Regions from separate parts of the Mus musculus genome. Here region 2 is linked to region 1. A link is a loop called in an ENCODE intact Hi-C map of the cell type or tissue named here. Cell type or tissue: gastrocnemius. All regions are shown on one strand. Links, peaks and the distances in the headings refer to the core of each region. The heading gives the core; the rest is flanking DNA. Region 1 holds the start of H2-Eb1 (histocompatibility 2, class II antigen E beta). Region 2 has its middle 17 kb from the start of Psmb9.

What was found. A loop is a pair of places that touch in the nucleus more often than their neighbours do. Peaks named below come from ENCODE experiments on the same cell type or tissue, not always from the same donor. Only the 100,000 strongest peaks of a DNase experiment are listed, where the experiment ranks them.
Region 2: it touches region 1 in a loop (2.0-fold over the local background); 4 of 42 quality-filtered maps call a loop at or near these places.

What each region holds. Positions count from the first base shown.
Region 1 is chr17:34,294,935-34,309,154 of GRCm38, reverse strand. It overlaps H2-Eb1 (histocompatibility 2, class II antigen E beta), which reads right to left and starts at 3,288. Exons shown (of 6, transcript NM_010382.2): 1 at 3,108-3,288. The coding sequence starts at 3,201. In gastrocnemius, for the core only: no CTCF peak of the experiment used is centred there; DNase peaks (open chromatin) are centred at 3,362 and 4,188.
Region 2 is chr17:34,162,665-34,178,061 of GRCm38, reverse strand. No RefSeq gene overlaps it. Among named protein-coding and RNA genes, the nearest start is that of Psmb9, 17 kb to the left of the region's middle. In gastrocnemius, for the core only: CTCF peaks have their summits at 5,324 (motif pointing left), 7,113 (motif pointing left) and 8,554 (motif pointing right); DNase peaks (open chromatin) are centred at 7,103 and 8,600; H3K4me3 peaks cover 597 bases.

The sequences.
Region 1 (14,220 bases), core at 1-8,000:
TTACACATTAGAAAATACTCAATTAGGACCACCTCAAATCAAACAAACAAACAGGACGAAATAAACAAAAAGTGATTTAAAAAACTATAAGAAACACAGACACACACATACAAACAAAAAGGAATAATAAAACAGACAAAATCTGAAACCCTAATATATAAGCAAAAACTCTGTAAGGCAAATAAATAAATAATTTTTTTTAAATTCTGCAAGAAAACCACTGGATTTTCTTTCTATTGGAACATCTACTGCTGGGCTAGGGGCCTGCCTATAAGTGTGGTTCAAACCCAGTAAGACTCTTATTTTTGAGATTGTCATATAATTCAACCATTTCCCCTGTTCCTTTTCCTCCCCCTGAACCTTCCTATGTACAACTCCATGTTCTCTTTCAAATTCATGGCCTCTTTTGTCCTTAATTGTTGTTACATACATACATACATACATACATACATACATACATACATACACATATGTGTGTGTGTATATATATATATATATATATGTATATGTATATATATATACACACACACACACAAACATATATATGTATTCCAGCAACACAGGGAGCCATTGGGTATACCCCTTCCTGATCCTGCCCCACCTGGAGCTAAGCTGGAGACCAGGACTCACCAGCTCAGAAGACACCTCCCTCCCACCCTTCAGGCTCAAGCTCCTTAACACACCACACAGAACACAGTAAATCTTCCTCAGTGCCCGCCCTGTGCAGGCCTGCGCTGCCCATGGAAACCCTAAGAGGAGAAACGGAGGCCTCCCTCCATGCCAGAGCTTTAAACTGTGAAGGTGGGGAAGAAGCGGGGAGGGGATGGAGTTCCATTAACAGGAAGTCTTGAGTGACAGGAGGGGAAGGGAAGCATCCTGGGGACAGAAAGTGAAGTTCTGTCACAGATGTGAGCCAGAAGAGGGTGGTGGCTGCAAATGTCAGAAGAGGGGATACAGGGAGTAGAGGAGCAACTCTTAGGTGAGGTAACAAACACCTCATGCCAGCACTGAGTTCATGAATAACAGAGCACAGGACATTGGGGCAACAATGAGAGATGAGACTTGGGGGATCAAAAGCAGCCCCAGCTCAAAAGCCTTGGAGTTGATGGAAGCTGTCTGTTTTTCACTGAGAGAAAACAACTGGAGAAGTTTCTGGAAATTGAGACCGTGATCCCAATACTGAGCTACAATCTGTTATCTGAATTACAGATGCAGAGAATTCAAAAACCAGACCGTTTTAAAATCAGATGCCAAATGTGACCCCAGGTAAGGTAAGGGCGTGTCTCCAGGATCTGGTGGGTCAGTCAGTCATGTGAGTTCCTCTAGTCTCAATAGAGGACGACACATTAGATGGACGTCTTTTCATCTTCACACTTAATCTAACTCAGAAATGTACAAGAGATTTGTGAAAAGCAACTGAAATAAAGGCGAGCACCAGCCATTATCAACCTCACGCTCAGTAGGATGAAGTTTGGTGTGTTTCCTGAGAAGTATTTGCAGCAGTCATCACTGTGGCTCATGAATTTAACAGAGATTTCAGTGATGGAATCACTTGTCCCTGTGTTTGAGACAACACAGACAATAGTGAGGAGAAAAGACAAAATGGAAAAAAAAATAAAAAAGGACAGTTCTGGAAGTCATAAGAATGGTCCCTGTGACAAATGATGCAAGGGCAGGATTCTGGTCTGTGGGAGGTGGCAATGAGATGAGAGGCAATCTGGAAGCTTCCATGTGCCCTTTGAGAACAGCTTACAGAGAGGAAGCACACAGTGTGGCAGCAGGACCCTAATGCTTTACATGGCCATTTCTCCCAATCCTCAGAGAGCTCTATGAAAAAGATCATCTCTTCCACATTTTACATTGCAGCCAAAGCCAAAAGGGGTCAGAGGGCTTGCCCACAGTCCCAGCATTCTGGGGTCTCAGATTATTTTTTAAATTATTTATTTTCATTTTATGTGCATTGGCATTTTGTGTGCATGTGTGTCTGTGTGAAGATGTTGGAACTCCTGGAGTTCAGACAGTGGTGAGCTGCCCTGTGAGTGCTGGGAATTGAGCCCAGGCTCTCTGAAAGCACAGCCAGTGACCTTAACCACTGAGCCATCTCTCCAGCCCAGGGTCACAGTTTCAGCAGTGTTGATAACCCCATCTTTTATCTCCCATGTGCATAGCACAGACTTTGATTTTTCTGTGTGTGATGTATATGTGGGTCATGAAGCTAGGAAGGGATCATACAATGCAAAGAGAAGTCAGGTCCTTTTCATGGGCTCAGGGCAGAGAATGTTAAAGAAAAACAATATGCAGACATGTTCAGAACATGAACACTGAACCAGTCTAACCTGCCCCGGGGTCTCAGAAGGGACTTCCAGTTCTTTAGAATAACCCACAGATGCCCATTTCCAGATCTAAGACCCTCAGCATTAGCTGCTGTGTGCGCCCAGGACAAGGGGAAACACTAACCACCACCCAGCAGAGGTTCTGCATGGGAACAGGCTACACAAGCACTGGAGTCAGTGAGAGAGAAAAAGGAAGCCCTGGGTTACGCCTCACAGGTAGCAATGTGTGGCAGTGGCCTCACAGCCTGCAGAGGGTGCACAGGAATCTCCCTGTGATGACCTCACTGCCCCTTGACTCTATGACACCTCCACAGAAATCTTCTGATTAGATATCAATATTTTACTGTTTGGCCCAAAACAACAGAAAACATACATAAAAAGTAGAATAGAAACACACATAGGAAGTTCTATTTTTAAAGAGAAACCACTTTGTCTGGCTTTATCTCAACACAGTGAAGACAGGGCCTGTCCCAGAAGTTAATTTAACATCATGATTCATCGATCTTCTCAGGGCCCTAAAGGAATATGACGCAGGTGTAGATGTTACTGGGAGAAACTTGAAAAGCAATGGCTGATACCCAGCGGCCTCTCACACAGATCTGAGAGCACAAACATCCAGGCTTCTGTTTGGGGACATAGTTTAGAGTTCATGTGAGGACTGTGCATGCTCACAGAAGATATCAATAGTTCCGAGGGACTTGGCCTGGACAGTGAGAATGTTAGCTCCTTCCTTCCCCGACCCCGAGCATCCCAGCACCTGAGGTGTGCACTTACGTCTGGAGTCTCTGACCAAAGCCACTGGAGGGCTCAGCACTGTCAGCAACAGGATCACAGCTGCCACACAGGGAACTCTGGGGAGCCACACCATGCTGCAGGAGAGGAGACACAGGAGTCAGAGGGGAAGGCAAGCTTCAGACTGTAACTTTATTCTCTTTACTCATTGCTAAGATAATAAGAGACAGGGCATTCACTGCTTTGCCACTGGATTGGGTAAGGCCAGTGCTGGGAGCCAATCAGCATCAAAGGAGTCCAGCATCATCAGTTGCTAGTTAGAGATTCAGTTTGCAGGTCCCCTTCTGAAACTTGCAGTTCTCTTCATTACATGGATACTCAGTCTGGGCTGCTGGCCCATGCCTCATATCCCAGCACTCAGGAGGCAGAGGCAGCTGGATCTCTGTGAGATAGAAAGGTCAGCCTGCTCTACATAGTAAGATTCTGTCTCTAATTAACAAACAAATAAACAACAACAAAAACCAAACAAACAAAAGGAGAGTAGGGTTTTGCTTTGGGTTGTTTGTTTGTTTGTTTGTGTGTGTGTGTTTTTTTGGTTTTTTGTTGTTGTTGTTGTTGTTGTTGTTGTTGTTTAAAGAGGAAATGAATTTGGGAGGGAGACATTATTGGAAGGTTCCAAAAGAAGCTGGAAGGAGGTAGTGGGTGGTGGATAGGCTCAAAATACATTGTATACACATATAACTTCTTCTGGGTATAAATTATATATTATTTTTTAAAGGATCAATTTATTTTCTTTTTTAAAATGCTGGATCCAGTTGCAACTGAAACACTTTAATCAGGCCACAGAGCTGGGCCAGCTCTGGGATGGTCAGTCTTTTACTCAGTTTGAGCACTGGGGGAGTGTTTCCTAAACAAGGCTGTTGTGTGTTTGAAGTTGTGTGAGATCAAAGGTGAAGGAAGAGACTGTCAGCCAGGCACCTTTAGCCTGGCGCTTACTGCACTTCAGCTCAGTAGTGTCGGTGTTAAAAGTGACTGAAGTGTGTTTGTTTCAGGGAAAGTTGCCACCATCTCTAGAACTGAAGGCTGTGCTTCTGTGGACGCCTGGAGGAGCAACCTTCCCTGGTAACTAATGACGAAGCAGAATTTAGCCTCTTGATTGGACAGTGGAGTCTGCACTTCTTCAGATAGGGAAATTCTAACAAGCTAATGGAAAATTAAGGTTAGTCATGGTATAGTCCTGACATAAGGGATGTTCCCAGCTTGACCCCTGAACTGTTACTGATTTTAGTGGCACAGAGGAGGGTCCCTGTTGTTATCTAAAACCCAGTCCTCAAGGGAGACATTCAGAGCAGAGGCTGGGCATCCTGGGGAGATGAGGGTCTGGTTCAGTTGAAGTGTTGAGAGAGGGGAGAGAGAGGGGAGAGAGAGGAGAGAGAGAGAGAGAGAGAGAGAGAGAGAGAGAGAGAGAGAGAGAGAGACTGGGGAGTGTGGAGAGCATGGCAGAGCTGGATCAGGACTGAAGCAGTACTCTGACTTGGTGGGCCACCTTGAGAGATGTGTTCATCTATCTTTTAGCACAACAGGCTGAGGTCAGATCTAAAATTACTGTGGATTCTCAGGGAGGGAACTAGACTTCTCACAACCCTAAAGATTAGTATCGTATATGGGAAGAGTTTAAGTTCTTTCCCCATCTAGATCTCCTGTCAGCTGCCCCATGGCAAAGCATTGACCTCCTTAAAGTTTAAACTAACACTGGGCAGAATAAAGTACTAGGGGTTGAACCTAAGACCACAGCATGCTGGGCAAAGGCACTGAGCTACAGGCCCAGATCTCTCTCTCTCTCTCTCTCTCTCTCTCTCTCTCTCTCTCTCTCTCTCTCTCTCTCTCTCTCTCTCTCCCTTTCTCTCTCCTTTGAGGAAGGACTCATTAATTGCCCAGGCTAGCCTTGAACATGTGATCCTCCTGCCTTAACATCTGGACTTGCTCAGATCACAGACTGTGCTAAAAGACCCAGGTGGGAAGATTATTACGTTTAAAGTTTTTATTACATGGATTTATCTAGTGCGCATGTGTGTGTGCTTGAGTATGTGTGTATATGTGTCACATGTCACAGCATGCCTGTCACATGTGGTGGTCAAAGCTCAATTTTCATGACTCACTTTCTCCTTGTTGGGACCTAGGGTTTGAACTCCTCAGGTTTGGCAAAAACCAGCTTTACCTGCTGAGCCATGTCAGCAGACATTTGGAAGATTAGTTTTCAGAATCTGATTTCCTTATTTGACCAACTCCATGACCAGTAATTGCATGTGATGTGGACACTGTAGAACCTGACCACCTGGAGCTGGGAAATGGCTCAATTGGTAAGGTGTATGTCATGCAAGGATGAGGACCTAAGTTGGGGCACACTGTACCCACATTTTAAAAAATGTAGTGTTCTCTTCTAGTCCTAACTCTGGAGTGGCTGAGACGGACAGGTCCCCAGGGCTCAGTGGCCTGCCAGCTCAAAATCTCTAGGTCTCTGTGATAGACCCTGTCTCAAAATAAGGAGGCTAATAGCAACTGAGAAAGACACCAGATACTGACCTCTGCCCTCCACGTGCATACAGGCACACTTGTTAATACATCTGCACACACAGGTTTGTAATCTGCACACACACACACACACACACCTGCACACGCGCGCACACACACACACACACACACACACAGAGAGAGAGAGAGAGAGAGAGAGAGAGAGAGAGATTTGGTAAGCTTGCCTATCCCATCTTCTCAATTCATTCTGTAAGATGAACATCCTCTGTTGTTTGTTTTATTAAAAATAAATGATAAAGTATTTACTTCTCTGATAGCCCACCCCGGATGATGGATAAGCTTCTAAACAACAACATGAAATTCATAGTTATTCACATTGATGACATTTTACATAAACAAAATCAACTTAAATATGTTTAAGTTTGTTGATGGGATGGAGGTATTGGGGCATTTGATGGTTCTCATAGGCTGATCAAGGAAGGCTCTTGACAGGAGCTGGGCCAGGCTTGCCTCATGGGTGGGGACTGAGGGAAGGAGAGGAAAGCAGGGTTTGTGCAGGAGAGTAAGGACCAGTCTCCAGGAAACCTAAATAGAGGAAATTGTAAGCAGTAATTGGGTGAAAACCATTTTATAAAAGACAAATATTGTTTGTCCCTCTTCCACATACCCCAATGTCTGAATATTGAACACTAGAAAGTACTGACATCAGAAAGTAGCTTTCTTAAGTATTGACATGTACTGTGTGTCTGCTGTTCTCATTCACCAGACATCGGGGTTTAAGTGAGGGGCTGATACGTGTGTTACACACGCAGTCTGATGCACACACTCAGGTCACAATTGTCAGTGTTCCCTGTGATTTCACAGCATCTTCTAATGCTGGGATGGAAAAGGTCTGATCCAGATCTGACTTCACAGGACTCTGGGACCCGCAGTAAAGACAGTCTAATAAAATATATAAAAGCAATGTGACAAGATGTGTATTAGACATGTCTAAAAGAACTGATAAGAACACGGGGGGGGGCGGACCCAAACTTTTTTTCTGTTCTTGGGACTGAGTCTGTACCCCTCTAAGCAGGTAGGTTCTACAACCCTGACCTGTATCCTCAGCTGTTACTTTAAAATGATCTTATGTATTTACTTATTTATTTGGTGGGTGTGTGTGTTTGTATGTATGTGTGTGTGTGTGTGTGTGTGTGTGTGTGTGAGAGAGAGAGAGAGAGAGAGAGAGAGAGAGAGAGAGAGAGAGAGAGAGATGTGTGTCTTGTGTGCACGAAATGCCAATGGGAGAAGAAGAAGGCATCAGATTTCCTGGAGCCGGAGTTAGAGCACCTTAATGTGGGTGCTGGGAACTGAACTCTGGTCCTCTGAAACAGCAGTGCATGCTCTTAACCACTGAGCCATCTCCCCAGCCCCACAGCTGCATGACTTTTTCAGACAAAACAGAATGGTTAAAATTAAAGCATACCCAATATTTACATTAAGAAAGAAGGCGTTAGCTGGACATGTTGGTTGTCTGAATCTCAGCACTCAGGAGACTGAGACAGGGGGACTGCTGTGAGTCTGAGGCCAGCCTGGGCTACATAGAGAGTTTCAGGCCATCCTGGGGTACAGAGTGAGACCAGAGGAAGTGAGATTTGGGAGTGGTAAAAGGGTCATTTCTCAGGTTGGCTAGGGACAAGAGTTAAGCTGGAGAACGAGAACAACACAGAAAAGGCGCATGTGAGGTGCAGGGTGAGGAGGGGCCTGGATAGGGAGGAATCCTGATGAGCGAGAATAAGAAGCCCTTAAATTGCACTGGGTGCTCAGTTGCACCTACCATAGAACTCCACTATGAAAGGTGGTGAACTTTTGGCAAAAAATAATAAATAAATAAATAAATAAATAAATAAATAAATAAATAGAATTAAAAGTTACATCCTTCAGAAAGGTGGGACTAGTAGAAAAAATATTAACTAGTAAACCTCTCGGCGGGAACGACTGGCTGCTGGGAAGGGCTGGATGCAGTGGTTCAGTGGCAGGACAATAGGAACACACGGGGAGGGAGAATTTCTGTGCTTCTCTTTGTTTCTCAAGGGTGTTGTAAAAACTGGGCTGCAAAACTCGGGACGAGTATAAACACTTCTTCCCTTCAGAGGTGGCACCCAAAGGGGCCAACCCTTCCTTTAGTCAAATGAGGTTCCTGGGTTTGGTGAGACACTGAAGAGAAACTCACTGGAAACCCCCTCCTGTCTCAAACAACTCCCCATCACCAATGAGGGTGGGAGGTGAGGCAGCGTCAGCTGTCTCCAGCAGACGCGAGTGACCAGAGGTCCTTTGTGAATGTTGAGAGAAGCTGGCATATGACAGGTAATGTTCATTTTGTGTATTGTTCCGTGTTACAGGTTGAACTTTGAACCTCACTCGTTCTAAGTACTCTGACTGAGCCCTGCTCCCGGGCCATATGCTTATCTATTTTTTAAAGCTGAGAATTTCCTTCCATGGAAGACTTGGGACCTGACTGTGTGGCGTGTGAGGAAGTGTTCGCTGAGCAATGCGAAGCGGGGTGAGGCTGGAGGACCATGTCGATGTTTCTCTGCTGTTCCTGAGCAGCACAGCAGGGTCCACGACAGACCTGGTACCTCAGCTCCTGACCCCACAGGCTCATGCACAAACGCGGGCAGCTCACATAACGAATCATTTACCTCTACTGAAGTCTGAACTAGGAAGCCCGATACCTTCCAATCTCAGTGCAACCCAGTAGAGGTGGAGCTATCGCGCTGTTTCCTACAGGCCACTGCAAGCCCAGGGGAAGTTTACTAAACGCCGAATTACTGAGAAGTGACCAGAAAATGAAATACTTTACAATTTTAACACTATACAATGAGATAGAATGTGGGGACAGAAGAAATTAATGTTCAGCGTACTTATTATAATTCCAATATCTGTAAATGCGCCCAGACCAAAAGCCAGCACCAGTTACAGAGAAAGCCAATGAGCCTCTTCCAGTCCACACTACCCTCCTTTTCCATCAAGACAACCCATCTTTGCGTTGATGTGGAATGTCTCCCCCCACCCCACCCCACCCTCACCCCCACCCCCACCCCCACCCCCGCTCACGTACTTGAAAACTTGACCTCCGGAAGGTGTTTCAAGAGATTGTGTGTCTAGTTGGTGCGAGAAGGACACAAGGGTGTTAATGTGAGGGTATGGCCAGGCCCACCTCTGCCAGGCACTCCGGCTCCTGCCTGCTGCCCGGGTTTGAGCAGCAGCCTGAGGCCCTGTGCTCCTGCGCACTGTTCTCTCAGTTCCTGGAAAGACGCCTGGCTCAAACCAGAAAAGCTCAATTGTTTACAATTCACAAATCATACATTAATAAATATAAGCATTTATGGGGTTGGAGAGGTGGCTCAGAGGTTAAGAGCACTTGCTGCTCTTACAGACAGCCAGAGTTCAGGTGCCAGCACCTATTTCCAGGGGCTCATGACTCTTAAAACTGCCTATAAATCCAGCTCCAGGGGACACACACACACATACACACACACACATACACATACACATACACATACACATACACATACACACAACACACACACACACGTACACAAATAAAATAAACTTTAAAAGTGTAGATATTTATAAATTACAGTGAAAGTACAAATTACAATTAATTAATACTAATAATATTAATATTATAATTAACATTTTAAAATAGTAGAGAGGGCTGGAGAGGTGAGCAGTAGTTAAGAGCTCTGGCTGCTGGTGCAGAGGACCCAGGTTCAGTTCTGAGCACGCATGTGTTGGCTCACAGCCATCTGAAACCACCCAGTTCCAGGGATCTGATGCCCTCTACTGAGTTCTGTAGGTAGTAGGTATACATGTGCTACACATGCAGATGCAGCCAAACACACACATCTGAATGAAGGGAAGGAGAACGGAAGGGGAGGGGAGGGGATATATTCAGAGACTGTTGCAAGCTGGACCACTTGAAGGAGCTCATTTGCATAGTGAGGCCTGAAGAGGAGGAGGGGGTGTGGTTTTAGCTCAGGCCCAGCAATGTGAGCAAGAGCAGGCCAGGGGAATCCTGGGAAGATGCAGGTGGAGCTGGGGTGAAGCCCAGACTGCAGATGGCGTGGGATAAGGAGAATGCTCAGGGAGTAACCACTTGCTTTGGAAGAAGTTGATCTTAGATGAGCAGAGCAGTTGTAAATCGTAAACCCCACAGCTAGTGCTACAGGTGTGTGGTGTTTGGGAATCCCCGAAAGGGAAGGCTTCGACTGTGGAACCTTTGATAAGCAGAGCCACACCAGAACCCATTACTCGGGAGGTTGAGACAGGAGGCTTGTCATGAGTTCCAGGCCAGCCTGGGCTACAGAATGAAATAAACAAGAAAGCAAAGTCATGAAGGCTGTGAGAGCTGCTGGGAGGCCTATGATGGGCGTGTGAGGAGGTTGTCCCTTTGGAGACCTCTTGAGTTCTGAGAGACAGTTGCAAAGGGAGTATGGCTCGGTGGGCTCTCTCATCCTGCCTGTCTTGGTCTCTGTCTCTGTCTGTCTGTCTCTGTCTGTCTGTCTGTCTGTCTGTCTCTCTTTCTCTCTCTCTCTCTCTATGTGTGTGTGTGTGTGTGTGTGTGTGTGTGTGTGTGTATAAAATCTGTGTATGACTCTGTCCCTCTCTGACTCTGTCCCCCCTCTTTCCACTTCCCTACCACACATCTACAACATTGCCACCCATATCTGCTGTGGGTCCCTAACCATAATGAGCTAATGCAGCTGCCCTGAATGAGAGTGTCTCAACATCTATGAGATGAGCAACCCTCTTTTCTACATTAGTAGCCTGCATCATGTGTTTCCTTACAGCGATGGAAAGCTGAGTATTCTCGAGGGACACAAAGAGCATCAGCACTGACTCTCCCTACAAACACGTGCAAAACACTCTTGGGGAGCAGAGAGAGAAACTGAGGCACTAGACCACCTGTGGAGGTAGCATCCAAAAACTCAACCTTAAGCCTCAAGCTGCACCTCTTCTTCTGATAATTTTTTTAACTTTCATATAGTTTACTGTGTTAACTCATTTCATTCTCTACTTCTAACCCCACCTATGTCACCCGCCCCTTCTCAGCCTTGAGTCCATGACTTCCTTCCCATCCCTGTTACATATCCGTGTAGAAACTAACAAATATCTAAACACAACCTGCTGAGCCCCTGCAGTGTTGCTTACACGTGGCGTTTAGGGGCAAGCACTTTGGCAGTTAAGGGACTCATCCCTGGAGGATAAGGATTTTTCTCTCAGAGGTCAGCAGTTGCCTGGAGCCCTTCACCTAGCAGTGGGGCCAGGAGAGATTTCCCCCGTCCCTCTTAGCATGTCAACTTGTACTATCACTGGGTGTTGTTTAGGCAGCCACATTGTTGGAAGTTCATAGGTACAAAACGAAGCACTTTGTGGAAACCTCTGTTGCTGTCAGTTTCTTCCCTGTGCAGCCAGTGGCAGAAGCAGCTGGTTTGTCTGCAGCAAATGACACTGTTACAATAGGCCTGGGGTTGGCCGGCTTCCAAGACCCCAGAGGGAGGTAGAGTAGGGATAGCTGATGTGGGAAGCAGATTTAATACCTGGGGTTAGTGGGAAAAAAACAGGGTGTGGCTGCAGATTGCCAAAAACACCCCACTTTTCGCATCAAGCCTAGCTTGACTGGATGTCAAGTATAGAATAGAATTAGGGAGCTTGGTTGTGAGCTGTGATGGAAAACCCCCGTCCAACACTGAGTGGGAGGAGATGGTGGTGATGCGAGTATCTCATTACTGCTAGGAGGTTAAAACCTCTGGGGGAGACTGAAGGGAAAGAGACAGAGGTTGAGCGAGGCTCATCTCCTGCCTTCTATCTGCAGAAAGTGTAGGATCAGGAACGGTGTTGAGAGATACTGTAACCTGCAGGTCCCTCAGGGTGATCACCTCATTCACTCGTGTAACAACCCTGCAAATGACACTTCACACTGAAAAGTTTGTAGGAACAGGAGAACTGCATCCTGACATCTAAGAAAAATATATACAAATGTAGTATGGTGGCTCACACAGGTAATCCCAGCAGGCAGGAGGATTGCCACCAGTTCAAGGCCAGCTTTAGCTAAGTGTGAGTTCCAAGCCAACCTAAGTAGAGAGTTAAACCATATCTCAGAAAAAAAATTTAAAAACAAAGGAAAGAGAAGATATTTATAGCCCTTTTCCCTTTTCAAGTATGAACTTATTTTTAATGCACTGGTACTCCAATTGTGCAAACATTCTTCAGGCCAATGGCATCGCAGGTGCGACATTTCATTTCCTGGGAATTCAGGGCCAGTGTAAGTGCTGTGTGCCGACATGCACAGAGAGCTGCAATAGGTTTGTCTAGGAAGCGAAGTAAGAGTACAGATTGGGGCTATAAGTTTGTAAAAGCAAAGTTGTTTTACTATGAGTAAGTCCGTGGGAACAATAAAGATTTTCACATTGTAGATCTGTGTGCTGGAGAGATAGTCTGTGTGTAGAGTGCTTGCCTAGAATACATGAAGCCCAGGGTTCAATTCCCCAGCGTCGTGTGAGCCTGGGGTGGTAGCACGTGCCTGTAAGGCCAGCTCTGGGGAGGAGAGGGCAGGAGAATCAGAGGTTCAAGGTTGACCTTGCCCACATAGTGACTTTGAGGTGAGACTGGGACACAGCAAAGCAAAAAGAGAGAAATGAGTATATTTCAAGTTGAGTAAGAGACCAGATGGGGCAAAGAAGAGAAGGCAACACAAATTATTTCACAGGGGTATCCCAGGGGCATGTCACCACAGGGAGAGTCCTGTCGTCATTAAGAAATGGAAGGCAATACGCAGAGCAGAACCAGCCAGCAAAGGCAAAGAATCCTGTCACTGGGATCAACAGGAATCATCCCAGATCGCGGGCTAGCTGTAAGGCCAGGAAGTGACGGGTGGAATAAAGGGTTTGGATTTGCTGACTGGCCAATAGTCTCATAAATTGTACAAGAAAATTCAACTTGAAGAAACGGAAAGAATGAGCCTTTCTGTTCTTTGTTCCTTCCTTCTGTCCTTTCTTCGGTGCTTCCTCTCCTCCCTCACTCCCCCAATCCCCAGGTGGCACACACGTGTCTCACCCTCAAATCCAAAATCCACCTCGTGGGTATCAGTTCTGGCTAGCTAGTTCCTATTTGGGAAAATAGTCCAGCATTGTCTGCACTGACGCATTTTTAAAATAGAAGGACATCTTTGGAAATCCCCGTCGGACATCAGCCTTTTTTTTTTAAATTTACTCCAACCAATAGGAATAGAGAGCAAGGAAGCGTCACTTGTTTCCAGCAGATGTAACTGCTAAGACGGGCTGTTTTGAGCTGAGCCTTCAGGAGAAAGTGTATAGGAGGGAGGATACTGATAGGCGGTGGCAGAATTGCTGACAAGCTGGTTTAGTGGCAAAAAGGAAGATCCGCGGTGCCAAGAGACCACAGCTTGATCACAAAGCCGAGTAGAGAGGGAGTATTTTGTATGTGATATTCGCTGGGGTGGGATGGACATCAGACATTCTTCGCGCATCTGTGGGAAGTCCCTGCTAAGTGTTAGGCGAAGGAAGTGGCTGTGATGCCAAAAGCCCCCTGCTAATGATTGTACGTTGTACCTGGGTGGATGAGGTGGGGTCTGGAAACATCTATGGTCACCCCTGTCATGGGACAGGGTGAGAAGTCCAGTCAGCACATGCCCTAGCAAGGCGGGGCACTCCCATCTCGGCTAATCACAAGAAATCTTTATTGTATGGTTGTTGTTGTTTTTTTCATCTGTTGGATCTTTAGCATCTAATACATTTCCTAGTACTGAACAAATACTTTAAATTAATTAACTGGATGAGATACTAAGAATTAATCATCTTTAGTGATCCAAGGAAATTTTTTTATAGTTCAAACCAATTCTTCCTAAACCCAAATTCTAGGAATTAAAAATAATAATAATTTGGGTGCTGGAGTGATGGTTCAGTGGTTAACAGGACTGACTGCTCTTCCAGAGGACCTGGTTTGTTTCCAGGAACCCACATGGCAGTTCACAGCCATCTGTAATTCCAGTGCCAGGAGATTCAACCCTCTCTCTGGCCTCCATGGGCTCTATATGCATGTGATATACAAATATGCATGCAGGCAAAACAATCATATATATAAAATGAATTTTTTTAATTAACTTGTCAGAGTATTTGGATACAGTCCTATGAACCTTCATTTTGACCAGCAAGCACCCTGTTAAAAACAAACAAACAAAACAAAACAAACCATCGTACTGTTGTTGCCTTTGGAGCAATCACAGCTTTGTCTGCACTCTCTAAACGCTATTATTTAGGAATAGTTTTGTTCTCTGTCTTTCATGTCTTGTGTGAAGATTGTTGGGCTGAACAAAAGACATATAGCTGTCTAAACTTTACATTGAGAACCTCAGAAAATAAATAATATGTTTGATGCTTGCAAAATGGGGGCTTCCCAGCTGTGGGAAGTGGCAATTTGGCTAAGGCTGTGGTTGATAAGGAGGGATACTGTCGTATCCTTTGTGTAAACCACATCTATGTGAAAACATGACAGATTCTTTATTATTTTTCTTTCCAGCTCATAGGCAAGGCAGAGAGGCCACATCAGCTGTCCCTGG
Region 2 (15,397 bases), core at 2,402-10,401, 130 kb after region 1:
CTAAAGGGTTTCATCTGCGTTAGGGCTTTGTGCACAAAGATCGCTGTTCCCTTGACATGAGGGGCCCAGGACTCCTTAGTTCTCCACGATTGGAACTGGATTCCTATTGTTTCTGCCATGGCCCTCAACTGTAACCTTCTGGGCTCCCAGGCTTCTTAATAGACTTTACTGCTGCCAGGGTTTTTAAAGAAACCTTTGAAAAGACTCTTTCCCTCTCCTCCCACCCTCATGATCACTCCCTCAACCCCCATGATCTTGCATAAGTCCATGAGTTACAGACCAGTGGGAACTGGTCGAAATAGCAAAAACTTTCAATTGACCTTCCTAAGAAAAACCATCTTAGGACAAGGGAGAAATGACAGAAGAGGAAGCATGCCAAACACCTTCATATGCTATTCCAGAATCTTTAGTTTAGGATACAAAGGGTGTTTGGTTTCTGTCTCTCTAAAGAACTGGGGCAGGGGTAAAGGGGAGATGGTGGGGGCATAAAGGGGGCAGTGTGGACAGGATGGACCCAGAGCCCTAGTTCATTCTATAATCTCCCTTTTTACCACCCTGCCCAGAAGCTCACTGCGGGGCACTTCCCACATACCTTTTTAAAAACCAAAGATGTATATATTTTTATTTATGTGTGTATCTGCATGTATGTACACCACATGCATGCAGTACCCATGGAGGCCAGAAGAGGGCGACTGATTTACTCAAACATTTTCTGCTTTAAATATTGGTTTTAACTTTAAGAAAACCTTCTGTCTCCGTTGCTTTTCCTGATGCTATGATAAGACACCCTGACAGAGGTAATGTGGGGATATTCCCTTTGGCTCACAGTGTAATGTGTCGTCATGGTGGGAAAGTCAAAGAAACAGAAATTTTGACTCAACTGTTCACATAGTGTCCAAGGGTCAGGAAGAAGAGAACAGTGAATTCCTGTGCTCAGATTGTTTCTCCTTATATTTTAAGATTTATTTTATTTTAACTTATATGCATGTGAGTCCAGGTGGCTGCAAAAGCAAGAAGAGAGTTTTTGTACAGTCTAGAACCCCACTCCTACGAATGGTGTCACCCATAGTAGACAGATATTTCCACTTTAACTGAACAACTCAGGATAACCACCCCAGTATGCCTAGAGGTCTGTCTCCCAGGTAACTCCAGTTCTCACCAGGTTGGCAGCTGAGATTAGACCTCACACCTTCACATAGAGGACTAGACTATTGCCCAATAAGTGAATGCCATGACCCAGACAAACTGACCCCAAATGAGCCACCACAGGGCTCTACTAAAACTTCAGGATAAGCATGGCTTAGATACCAAGGGAAGGAATGAACTGAGTATTACCAGCTGGATCACCACCCAGGTGATAGACTCCTACATCCAAGGGATGTAGACAGAACAGGTGCTTAGGTGAGACAGAAACCACGCCACTGTTGAGTGAGTGAGTTGAACGTTTTGTCCCAACCTCTGTCTGCTTCTGACTACCCTGGAAAGCATACAGAAGACAAGGAATAAGATTAAAGTTCTTCATCTGAACCCAAGACACGAATGAAAGGTTTCTATGGTGCTCTTCCATTTAAAGGCTTATTTTTATCTGTGTGCCTGGCATGCCCAGAAGAGAGTGCTGAGTCTCCTGGAGGTAGAGTGATGGGCAGTTGTGAGCCACCCCATGTGGGTGCTCAGAGCCAAACCTGGGTCCTCTGGAGAAGTAGTATGTACTCTTAACTCCTGAGCCTTCTCTGTAGCTGTTTCTGCATCCACCTTAAAGGAGAACTTCTCTCCTAAGACCCAGCGCAGACATGGAAGAGGAGCAAGTCTTCAGTCTACTATTGGGGGCCATGAAGCTATGGAGCCATTGACTGGACAACCTTACAAAGGCTCTCTGATGTCTAAGTGTGGCAACTACTAGGATGGAGTTGGGTCTTGAGATATGAAACACAAACAGAAGGGCAGACACCCCCTTCAATGACCTCACTGACAGAAATAGACCCTGTGTGATGGCTTGGGTCCATCCAATGAAGGATAATTGCTCACAAGTGATTACATCTAATCAATGGGCTAATCCATTGATGGACTCATAACCTCATCATTATTGGAAAGGGGAAGGTGGGTCTTATTAGAGAGAGTAGGTCATGGGGTCATGCCTCGGAGGGGTTCATCTTGTCCTGGCACCCTTCCTGACTGCCTCTTCCTCCTACCATGATAGGAACTGTTTTGCCCCACCATGTCTTCCACACCATGATGCCCTCCCTCACCTCAAGCCAAGAGCCATGGTTGATCTTCAGCTGGAATCTCTCAAGCTGTGAGCCAAATCTTTACCCCCTCTATCTGTTTATCTGAGAAGTTTTCCCACAGCAACAGAAATGCAACATGCCCTGATGTTAGTTATCTGTTGCTAGGTAACCATGAAGATGTTAGATATCTGTTGCTAGGTAAACATGAAGCCAAAGCAGCATCTTAGTACAGCATGCATTGACCATCAGGTGCTTTGGGGACATTCCAGCATAGACTGTGTGCTAGATAAGATGGTATCATTTTTAACTGTCCAGGGAGTGATGGCTATGCAGGACCAGTATCCTTGTTCTTAAATTACAGGTGACAAAATACTTATGGGTGAAGTGTCAGGCTGCTCACCTCACAGGCTGCTTCCCAATGGTTTCAACAGTGTATCGGTAGTTAGTTGACCCAATGGGTCGGATGCACACACACACACAAGAGCTATCTGGATTCTTGAAAGAAACACACACACACACACACACACACACACACTCACACACACACACACACACACACACACACACACACACACACTAGCTTAACTTTGAATGGCATGACTAGCTTAATGGCTGGGCATTTCTAGTCCTTCCCGCTGCTGGCAAACACTCCCCTCTGCTACTCCTGAGTTAACACCTATTAAGATCTATCTTTCATCTCTGCTGCCCCAAACACCATTGGGGAAGTGGCCCATGTGGCCATTTTCCCTGATTCTCACATGTCGGCGGGCCTTTAGATCTGATCTTTCTTCTTCCCATAAGGGTGATCTCTGCCGCCTTCCCCTTTCCTGGTTCCTAGTCCAGGCAAATCTCAAAGTCCCGCCATAGTCTACCTGACCAGCCATTAGACATTGGCTCTTTATTGATCAATCAAAAACCAATTGGGAACAAGGACCTTCAGCGTTTGGACAGGCAGATTCTCAATTTTGGGGGCCAAAATTCAAAGCATTAGAACCAATTCCCAACGGGACAGTAAATGGGCAAATAAAATGTTGCTTCTTAAATACTGTGGCGGCGGTGGGGGTTAACGGGTGGATGACACCACGTGAATGGATCTCAGAGAAATGACACTGAGCAAAGCAGCCCTGAAAAGTGTCACAGTATGCTCTCCCTGTTAATGAGCCATTCCAAACTTCAGTGGCAAATGCAAAAGTAACATCTCTATCCTGTTCGGTGAGCTGCCAGTGGACTGAGGTCAATCGCCTGACAGAGCCATGAAGCATAAACCAGGGCTCCCAGTCACAAACCACCACCTCGAGGTGTCTGAGGTATGGACACTGGTCTATTACATGAATGGTCAGATTCGGAGATGTTAGGGTGTAGTGCAGTCTCCCTTCCTTATAAGCCCTACTTTCTTAGAGATGAAGTGAAACAAAACTTGCTTCCTGCCTCCCCACCTTTTTTGAAGGCAGGGCACAAATGCAGGAACTGAGTCCTGTCAACCAGATGCATGCACCTGACACTTCAACTCAAAAGAGCAGCATAAGGGCAGGGGATTCACACTGTTACTCATTCCCCTGGCAAAGGGCAATGGGGAAGAGAAGCAGCGACTGGATTTGGGGAAGCAGAAGTCACAGGAGGAGTTCCTGGGGCAGAAGTGGCCAAGCAGGTGACTTAGGTAACTCTGCATAGAAGCCTAGTTCCTCTCCACAGGGTGAGCAGCAACTAGGGTGGGGGTTGGGGGAAGGGGGTAGAGGCTATCTTTTGGGTCTCTGTGTGGTTCTGAGTAGGACTCTTTGCCTAAACAAGAGGAGTCTCCCATCCATTGCTCCACATTTCCTGTTGAAAAGCAACACACACACATACACACTTTCTTCAAAAACAAAAAGCAAACCGACAAACAAAGAAGTAGATATTTGCATTTGTAAACTGTTCAAATAGAAAACCCAAAACTATGTACAAAGAAATGGTCTTGGTTGTGACAGGCTTGCTGACATCAAAGGTCCGTGAGACATGGTACTTTGATTGCTACTGTGTGTTCGTATGCTGTAAAACAGAAAATTGAAAGACAAAGTTGAAAAAACAGTCTTAAACCTGCATTTACAACAACACCGGAAATATCCAGTTAGCTGTGTGTAAATCCAATAATGCCTTTGTAGAACCCTTGTCAGAAAAAAAAGGAAAGAAAGAAAAGAGAAGAAAAGCCAAATATAGCCAGGTCTGATGGTGCACACTTGCAAGCCCCGCCCTCAGAGGCAGAGGCAGGAATAGTAGCAGTGGGAGCCCAGGTTGGGTACACAGAGAGCCCTGTCTCAAATAAACAGAGATGGGCATAAAGAAGAGATGGAAGAAGAAGAAAGAGGGGAAGGAAAAATAAAGAGAAGAGAAGGAGGGAGGGAGGGAGGGAGAAGAATTGACATTAAGAAAGACAAGAGGGGGCTGGAGAGAACCCTCAACAACTAAGAGAGCATCCTACTCTTACAGAGGACGGGAGTTTGGCTCCCAACACCCTTGTTATGAATGAAGCTCACAGCTGTTGCAGGATTTTCCCTGTCCAATCACATTAGGGCAGTGGGAGGCTTGTGATTGGACAGAAGACGGGAGGTGGAGCGAGGAGTTGAGGAGACAGAGAGAGAGAGGTCTGAGGAGAGGGAGAACCAAAATGGAGGCTGACATGATGTTATCAAATGGTTAGAATAATTGGGTTAAAGCTTTACCATTATCATTTAGCTCTGAAATTATTGTATTGGCATTTTGTAAATTGTGTTATTAATGACACATAAATCTGATTGACTAATTAAGCATTAAGAGTCTTGATTCTACCAGGTAATTAGGTATTGAGATGGCTAACCAGGGCTGTGTGGGGCATTGTGTGAAAGTGAGAGGAACTCGGGGGCCCATCTGAGAGATGGCCCAGTGCGAGCCGTGTGGCAGGGCTGGTGAGTTGGTGGCAGAGAGACTGAGCGAGCGAGATCACCTGGCACAGGGGCTAGCTCTAGAGAGTTGTTGGTGGCAACAGGAGCGCAGGAGCATGGCCTGGCCCCACTGAGAGTTGGCGGGTTCATTTTTTAATATTTCTTGAAACACACAGCAACCTGTAACTTCAGCTCCAGGATATCTGATGCCCTCTACTGGCCTCTGTGGGCACTGCACTCAGGTGCACATACACAGAAGCACACATAAAAGTAAAAATCAAAACTGAGTCTCTAAAAATTATGTTTTCAAAAAGTGTTTCAATTCAACTTCATGCATTGTGGTGGTCTGAGTGACTATAGCTCCCATAAGCGCACATTTTTGAGTGCCTTATCCCCAGTTGGGGAAGGTGTTTGGGAAGGATTAAGAGGTGTGGCCTTGGAGGAGGTGTGTTAGCTTTGGGTGGGGTGGACTTCAAGGTTTCAGAATCCCAGGCCACTCCAAGTTAGCTCTCCCTGCCCCACCTCTGCCCCCTGCTTGTGAACCAGGTGTGAGCTCCCATCCACTGCTATGGTGCTAAGCCATTTTGCCTGCTGCTATCGTCCCTGAAACTGTAAGCCCCAATAAACTCTGCTACAAGTTTGCCTTGGTCATGATGCTTTGTCGTGGCAATTGCAAAGTAATTAAGACGTGCATTCACCATTTCTTCTATCTGGCTTGTCTTAAGACTCAGATGAAATGAGACAGGGTGGCACACACCTGCAATCTTAGCATTTGGGAGAGTAAACAGGGAAATTTTAAGTTCAAAATCAGCCTAGGTGTCAGGCATGGTAGCATATACCTTTAATCCCAGCACTCTGGAGGCAGAGGCAGATTGATCTCTGAGGTCAAAGCCTGCCTGGTCTACAAAATGAATTTCAAGACAGCCAGGGCTACACAGAGAAACCCTGTCTTGGGGGGGGGGGGGGAATCTAAGAAAGAAAATATTCAGATGAGTTTTTTAAGACATTTTAATTTGACATGCATGAGTGTTTTGCCTGTGTGTATATGCAGCATGGGGTGGGTATTTCTCTCTCTCTCTCTCTCTCACTCTCTCTCTCTCTCTCTCTCTCTCTCTCTCTCTCTCTGTGTGTGTGTGTGTGTGTGTGTGTGTGTGTGTGTTGCTCATGGAGGCCAGAGAGAGTTCAGATTCCAGGAACTGGAGTTACAAACAGTTGTGAGGGGCTGGGGACCAAACCTGGGTGCTCTGCAAAAGCAGCCATCTCTCCAGCCCCTCCGGTAGATTTTTAAGTCCCCTGCTACAGTCTGATAGGAGGCAATGTCAGCTTAGATGTGTAATTTCCTTTCCGTTGTTCTATTTCCTACAAACATTCTTTGCCCTCAATGAAAGCATATGCAGTCGCTAAAATACTGGTAACATTCTACCCAGAGAAACGTTACCTTAGCGTTAAATATCCTCATTTAATTTCTGTTGCTGTAATAAACACCATAATCAAAAGCAAGCTGGGGAGGAAAGGGCTTATATGGTTTCCATATCCTGTTTCCGGTTTATCTTTGAGAAAAGTCAAGGCAGGAACTGAAGTAAGGCGTGAGCGGAACGCTGCTTCCTACCTACCCACGATTCACTCGCTTTGTCTTTTCAGAAACCCACGCCCACCTTCTCAGGGGTGGCACCGCCCACAGTGGGCTGTGCCCTTCCACATCAACCATTAATCAAGAAAATGGCCCACAAATTTGTCCACCGGTCAATTTGATGGATACATTTTCTCAATTGAGGGTCCTATTCCCTGTGTCAAAGTTAACACAAAACTAACCTGTACACCAAGCAAGATTTGAACTCTTGTTTTGCTTGTCTTCTCTTTTCCGGGTCTCCCCCCCCCCCAACACTTTAAATTTGATATTAGGATCGCTCTTTTAATAAGGACTAAGAAGTACCTAATTGTGTCAGGCTGAGTCGTGAGAGCACATGTCTTTGGCGCCACCTAGTGGACAAATGTGTAGTGGCTACCCAGTGAGAAAATCCACAGGTTTGGAAGTGTGGAGAGCTTGGTTATTTTATTATCCTGAATCCAAGGTATGAAGTTGAAAACAGCAACAGCTAAAGGAGATTCCAAAGAAAACCAGCCACCGTTTTCTAATCTCCACAGAGAGTGGAAGTTAGCCACCGTTAGAATCTTTGCCTCTATAGCAAGCGGATGGAATCTAGTGCCAGCAGAGCATTAAGTGTGAGCTGTCTCCCAGATAAACGCCTGCAGTCACCTACTCAGCCTGACACACCCAGTCTCCAGCATTTACTTAAAGGATAGCTTTGCCTGTGTGCTGACATCCCTGTATCACTAAAGTCCTAATTTACCAAATTTTCACTGTGGCCACAGAATTCCTTGGGTTTTTCAGCTTCTATTTTATTAACAAAAAACATTCCCTCTCAGATCAAAGGAATAAGAGATTTTGTTTTTCTGAACCTAATATAAGTAGATGGCCACAGTCCAGGGACAACGGCTCAGTTTGCCCTGTGGCAGGAAGACAGTTAAATAAGCGTTTTGATAGGAAGTCATAAATCAAGCCACCCGCCAAATACATTAGTAGGGATGTCAGGGCAAGTGGGTTACAGCAAAACAAGAAGTCTTTCTCTGCTGTAGATTTCAGGTACTATCTTATGGCACTCTGAGTTTGGGGATCAGTGGAAACCAGCAGTTTGCTAAGTTAATATACTCAAAATATTTTTCCCCTCATAGTTGAAAGGGTTATGATTGACAGCTTTAACCATCAACTTTACATGACTCACAATAACTTGGGAAGGGACTCTCAATGAAGGATTTTACACTGGGTTGGCCTGTGGGCATGTTTGTGAGGGGTTGTCTGAAGTTAATTGATATGGGAAGACCCAGCCCACTGTGGGTGGCACCATTCCCTAGGCAGGCATCCTGAAGCTCGTAAGAGCAGAGATGGTGAGCTTACCATAAGCAGGCAACACGCATACATTCCTTTCTCTCTGCTCTTGACTGAAGGTGTGAAGTGACCAGCTATTTCAGATTGCCACCTTACCTCCCCACAATGATAGACGTCACCTGGAATTGTCAAAACCTTCCTCCTATTTTTTGAGGGGGATGATCAGGGTATTTTTCCATCAACAGAAATGATTCTAGTTCAGGATGTCACATCAGCTTCAGAGGTGGACTCCAAATGACTTTAAGAATACTAAAGAAAGTGACTGATAAATAAATCTGACTTTAGAGCTTCAACTCCACAGCTCTCCACAATCAGGGAGTTCTAATCAGTAGGTCAACCTTACAGAGACTTGGACAATGGTGTGATTTCTTTTCTAGGAATATTCAAGAAATGATCTCTCATTCCACTGAGTCTGAGGCTGCCCAGAAACATCCACAAAAGGAGAGTTTAAATTTCCATTTAAAAATCATTAACAAGTTGTAGCCTGTAGGTGTCAGCAAAGACTGACAATGGGCAGGAAACCTGGCTGACCAGCGGGTGCAAAGCGGGTGTTCAGGGTTGATTCTGCCTTGTGTCTCTTTTTCCTGAGTGTGTGTGTGTCTGTCTGTCTGTCTGTCTGTTTCTCTCTGACTCTATCTCTCTCTTTCTGTATGTGTCTGTTTCTATGTCTCTCTGTGTCTCTCTCTCTTCTCTCTTTCTCTGCTGCCTCTGTCTCTGTTTGTCTCTGTGTGTGTCTGTCTATCTCTCCTGTCTCTTTCTGTGTGTGTGAGAGAGAGAGAGAGAGATGTGTCTGTCTGTCTGTCTGTCTTTCCCTCTGTGTCTGTCTGTCTATCTCTCCTATTTCTCTGTGTGTGTCTGTCTGTCTGTCTCTCTGTCTGTCTGTCTTTCTCTCTGTGTGTGTCTGTCTGTCTCTATGTCTCTCTGTGTCCCTCTCTTTCTTTCTTTCTGTGTGTGTGTGTGTGTGTATGTGTGTGTGCCTATCTATCTCTCTGTCTCTCCATCTCTGTCTCTCTCTCTGTCTCTGTGTGTGTGTGTGTGTGTGCATGTGTGTGTGTGTGTGTGTGTGTGTGTGTGTGTGTGTGTGTGTGCATGTAGCTATAACATGATCCCCAAATACACCCCGGATAGTCCTTGATGGATTTTTATTCTCTTTACTAACCAGGTTAAGAATTCCAGGGTTGTCCTTATTTCTAAAAGTTTGTTTTTATTTTTGATAAAATTAGCTGCTCCATCATATGTAGGCATGTGTTGTTTTCTATTTTATTTGTGTTTTTAACAATTATTTATTCACTGGGAGGGAGCAGTGCACACATACCACAGTGAGTATGGAAATCAGAGAACAACTTGCAGGAGCTCTTTCTGGGGTCAGCCCTGGGTCTGTAACTTAGCGGCAAGTACCTGCTGAGCTGTCTCACCAGCCCTGGGGGCATTTCTTTATTTGTTTTGTTGTTGTTTGTTTTGTGTGCTAAAATTATACTTACCAGGTGGCTGATAGCTAATGACATTACAAACATATATCTTCACATAATTTATGCCATGTTTATCTTTTATTTATTTGTTCATAAATATTCACACTGGTTTTCTAACACACTGGTCTGTGATGTGAAGGGTCTCACTGTGGGGAACGCACAAATGCTAGCCAGGGAAGGGATGTTAGAATTTCTACTTACATACATCTGGCAACAGTGCCAGGAAGGGCTGGCTATCTTTACAGTCTGACAGAGATGGGGCTGAGCAGGCAGAAAAGCAGCTGAGAGAGGGGCTGGGGGGAGGGAGAGGGAGACAGACACACAGACAGACTTGAGTGGGGGTCAGTTGGTAGACTGCTTTGCTAGTGTGCATGAAGCTCTGGGTTTGATCTCCAGATGTGGTGGAGGATTCATTGCTCAGGGCTATCCTTGTCACCTAGAGACCTCAAGGGTAGACCCATAAGGGTCTCACTATGTAGCCCTGGCTGTCCTGGAACTCCATATGTAGACTAGCTGACCTCAGGCTCACAGAGGTCTTCCTGCTTCTGCCTCCCCATGCTAGGATTAAAAGCATTTGCCCCCAACTACCCTAGCTTTAGAGTGTAGTCCTTTATAGCTCTCTCTGTCCAGTCCCTTTGTTTGTTATAGCTACCTCTGCCTTTTACTATGGCTCCTTGTAAACATTTTATTGGTGTATTTATGCTAGCACATGCATGCTATGGCAGGTGACTAGATGCCAGAGGACTGTTTGTAGAGTTGGTCTCTCCTTCCACCCTGAGGTCCTGGGGTTGGACCTCAGGTTATCAGGCTTGGGGTCAAATGCCGGTTCTCACTTCGTCATCTTCCTGGCCTTATGAACTGTTTTTTTTTTTTTTTTTTTTTTTTATTTATTATATGTAAGTACACTGTAGCTGTCTTCAGACACACCAGAAGAGGGAGTCAGATCTCGTTAGGGATGGTTGTGAGCCACCATGTGGTTGCTGGGATTTGAACTCTGGACCTTTGGAAGAACAGTCGGGTGCTCTTACCCACTGAGCCATCTCACCAGCCCATGAACTGTTTTTAAAACGTGCACTTTAGTCTTGTATATACACCCTGAGATCTTTTGGATCTAATAATGGGATTTGGCCAGTTTTGGTGAGTCCACCAGGGATGTTGCTGTCATGACAGACATTGATTGTTTTTGTACAATTTGGGTAAAAAGAGTCTACCCAGAATAGTAGGGCTTCACCAACAACCCTCAAATAGTGCTACTCAATAGTTACTCCATGGAAGACAATGTCTGACCTTGTCCTCAAGTTCCAGAGCCTTTAGCTCCAGTGATAGAGAGTGGGTTACCTTAACACTATTGACATCAATAGGAACAATGTGATCCAATAGACTAGACATCGTTAATAATGGGATTTTCCTAGTGGGAATTATTAGTTTTGGTTCTAGGAGTTTTAGTCAAGTTACCCTCTGTGATGATTTGTATATTCTTGGACCAGGGGGTGGCACCATTTGGAGGTGTGGCATGGTTGGAGTAGGTGTGTCACTGTGGGTGTGGGCTTAAGACTCTCGCCCCAGTTGCCTGGAAGTCAGTCTTCCACTAGCAGCCTTTGGATGAAGACGTAAAACTCTAAGCTCTTTCCCTCGCCATGACAGCCTGGATGCTGCCATGCTCCCACCTTGATGATAATTGACTGAACCTCTGAACCTGTAAGCCAGCCCCAATTAAATGTTGTTTTTATAAGACTTGCCTGGGTCATGGTGTCTGTTCACAGCAGTAAAACCCTAACTAAGACACCCTCCCTGAGGACTCCCTGGGGTAGCTTCAAAATAGGTCTCTGTCCGTCTAAAATCTGGAGACGTTTTAAGCCAAATTATCCTGGACAGTAGGAGAGACCTTTGAAGAGATGGTGAGAGGTCGAGTATTTTCAAGCATAAAGACTTGGTTTGGATAAAGTAGGAGGTTTGCGTTAGCAACAGAACTGTGGTCAACAGCAGGACGGAACACTCCAGGCCTCAAGATCGGAATCTTTACCACATAAGAAAATATACCACAAGGATGCTTACCTTGTAAAAGCCTTTTAACATTAAGAAAAAAAAAATCCAAGATACATATGAGCCAGGAGTGATGGCATAGACCTTTAGTTCCTACACTAGGGCTAGCCTGGTCTACAGAGCACCAAAAAGTGTTTGCCCACGCAAGCATTTCCCCCTTGTTGAATCTCTGTTCCCACAGCCCTCCATGCTATCGGGTGGGGTTTGTGTTTACATTAGATGTATGTGCTGCTCCTGGAAGTAGCTCCCCAGGGTGTCACACTGAGGTCAGCCTCCCCCTGTTTCTTAAATTTATTCTATTCATTTACATGAAGGGGCCCAAGATGCTGGGCAATGGCTTCTTAAGTGTATCTTCCCTCCCAGCTAAGCCAAATAAGGTTCCTCCTAAGCCAGCAATGGGTTAATGCCACCAAAAACCTGGTGTCTTCATGTGGTGCTGAGAAAATCCCTAAGCGGAAAGGAAACAAGGTTGCAACAAGCAAGGGTGATGGTTCTGAGGACAAAAGAGAGCATCCAGAAATCCAGCTCAGAGTAGACCTACCACCAACCATCCACTAAGCCAAAGGGAGGTCCAGGCTCAGAAGGAATTTACCAACATCCACCTGAAGAGACAGCGCCTGCCCAACTCATTTCTGACACTAGCTTCTCTAGTGAGACAGGGTCTCACTAAAACATAGACAGCAGGGGATGGTGTCACAGGAGTGGAGAGGCAGAAGGATGGGGAATTCTAGGTCACCCTTGGCTACATTGGTTCAAGGTCAGCCTGGGCTATGTGAGCCCCTGCCTCAAAAAATGATAAGGGGGCTGGAGAGATGGCTCTATGGATAAGAGCACTGGTAACTCTTCTAGAGGACCCAGGTTCCGTTCCCAGCACCCAGATGGCAGCTCACAACCATCTCTAACTCCAGTTCCAGGGGATCCAGTATCCTCTCTAGCCTCCAGGGGGCACCAGGCACAGCCATACATGCATTCAGGCAGGCAAACACTCATACACACAAAATAAAAACTGTAAACATATCAAATAAAATATAAAGGGCCTTGGGTTGTAGCTCAGTGTGGTCCACATAAGTCATGACCCCCTCCTTCCTCCCCAGGCTCCAGTGTTTGAATGCTTGGTCCTGGGGGTTATAGATCCTTCAGGAGACGGCACCTTGCTGGAGGAAGTGTGCCACAGGGATGGGTTTTGAGGTTGTATCGCCCTGTCCCATATCTTGCCTGTGTTCTCTACTTCCTGTTTGTCGATGGAAAGTAACCAGCCAGCTTCCTGCTGTAGCCAAAGGCTGTGGCTTCCCTGTCAATGGGCTCTAACCCTTTGGAACCTCAAGCCCAAGCAAGCTTTCTTCCCTAAGCTTCCTCTTGTTATGGTGTTTTATCACAGCCAACAGAATAAATGGCACTGCGTGAAACGGTTTATCCAGCATGTGGAGAGCCCTAAGTTTGAACCCTAGTATGAAAGACGGAAAGGAAGGAAGAGAGAGAGAGAGAGAGAGAGAGAGAGAGAGAGAGAGAGAGAGAGAGAGAGAAAACATTAAGTATTAACCCGGTGAAGTTATATAACTTTTATTATATAACTTATATTATATTAATAAGTTACATAACTTATTAATAAAGCCTCCATAAAAAATAAACTGAGAGACCCTCACAGACTGAAATCTTCCACAAAGACAGGAAAGGTTGCTGAAATGCGGGATGCCAGACTGAAGGGCGGGAGGTTAGGGAGAGAGGGGAAGAAATAAGGTCCTTCACTGAGACTGGAGCAATGGCCCAGAGGTGGCGCCGCGTGCTTGCTGTGCAACAGGAGGAACAGGGTTTGGGTCCCAGGCCTCATGGAACCAGGCAGGCATCCCATGCAGGCCTGACGGGGAGGACTGCTGGGGCCTGCTGGAGTCCAGTCAAGCTGGCAAAATGTGACCTCAGGGAGACGCTGCCTCAGAAGGAATAAGTGGAGGATAAGAGAGGGCACCAGATACCCTCCTCTGGCCTCTGCAACGCCCACACATGTACACATCGTTCCATACACCACAAGGAGACAGACAGACAGACAAAAAGTCTTTATTGTGGGGTTAGAGAGATAGTTCAGCAGTTAAAAACACCCACATTCTGTTCCTGACACCCACACTGACAGTGGTTCACAACTCCTGTTCCAGGGGCACTATGCCCTCTTTGCCTCTCAGGTCACCACACACACACACACACACACACACACACACACACAGGTGGTGCACAAACATTTAGGTAAAACACCCACCCACACAAACTGATAAAATAATTTTTAAATGCTGCCTTTAAAAGAAATTAAGCAAAGGAAAATGGGGGGTGGAGAGGCGGCTCAGTGGTTAAGAGCACTGGTTCCTCTTGCAGAGGATTGGAGTTCAATTCTCAGCACACACATGGCGGCTCACAACCATCTCAAAGGCCAGCTGCAGCGGATCCAGCACATTCTGGTTTCCATGGGCGGGTGGTACACAGACATACATGCAGCCTAAACATTCATACGCATAACAGAAAATAAACCTTTTTTCTTAAGATTTATTTATTTATTATATGTAAGACACTGTAGCTGTCTTCAGACACTCCAGAAGAAGGAGTCAGATCTCGTTACAGATGGTTGTGAGTCACCATGTGGTTGCTGGGATTTGAACTCTGGACCTTCGGAAGAGCAGTCAGGTGCTCTTACCCACTGAGCCATCTCACCAGCCCGAAAATAAACCTTTAAAAACAATTTTTATTTCATTTATTTATGTAGCTCTGGCTGGCCTGGAATCCACTCTATAGACCAGGCTGGCCTCGAACTCACAGAGATCTGCCAGCCTCTGCCTCTCAAGTGCTGATATTAAAGGTATGTGTCCCCATGACTGGCTAAAACAATTTTTACATCAGGCGGTGGTGGCACACGCCTTTAATCCCAGCACTTGGGAGGCAGAGGCAGGTGGATTTCTGAGTTCGAGGCCAGCCTGGTCTACAGAGTGAGTTCCAGGACAGCCAGGGCTACACAGAGAAACCCTGTCTCGAAAAGCCAAAACAAAACAAAACAAAACAAACAAACAAAAAAAAACAAAAAACACCCGAACAAACAAACAAAATAAAACAATTTTTACAAGTAAGGCAAAATAATGAGAATTTGAACCTGGATAATGTGTATATAAGGTGTGTGTGTCTGTGTGTGTGTGTCTGTGTGTGTGTGTGTGTCTGTGTGTGTCTGTGTGTGTCTGTCTCTCTGTGTGTCTGTGTGTGTCTGTGTCTGTCTCTCTGTGTGTCTGTGTGTCTGTGTCTCTGTGTGGGTCTGTGTGAGTTGGTGTGTATGTGCTGAAAGAGCAGCCAGTGCTCTTAGCCAGCAGAGCTCTCCCGCCACAGGTTTCTTTTTCTTGAGGCAGCAGCTGCCCACCAGCAAGCACCCTACCACTGAGCCTCACCTCAGCTCAAGATTTCTTGGAATTGTTACAATCTTTCTACAAGTTTAAAGTTATTTCTAAGTCAAAAGTTCAACTACAAACAGTAAAAGAAATGCTTAGAAATGAATAAAAACTGAAACACTTCTATGAGAATTTAGGGTAACTTTGTTGCCGTTAGATGTGGGGCTTGTTGCGGGTGGGAGGGACAGACAGACAATGTAGCAGGTTCTGTGGAAACAGATCTCAAAGGGAAATGGCGCCTTTAAATACACTTCTCAGGAACCATGACCACCTGAGCGGAACACAGGTGAAGAGGGACTGGCTGCACAGGCCAAAGGAGGGAGGAAATGAAAAGATGAGAATAAAAAGCAGGGGCTGAAGAGTTGGCTCAGCGGTTAAGAGCACTGACTGCTCTTCCAGAGGTCCT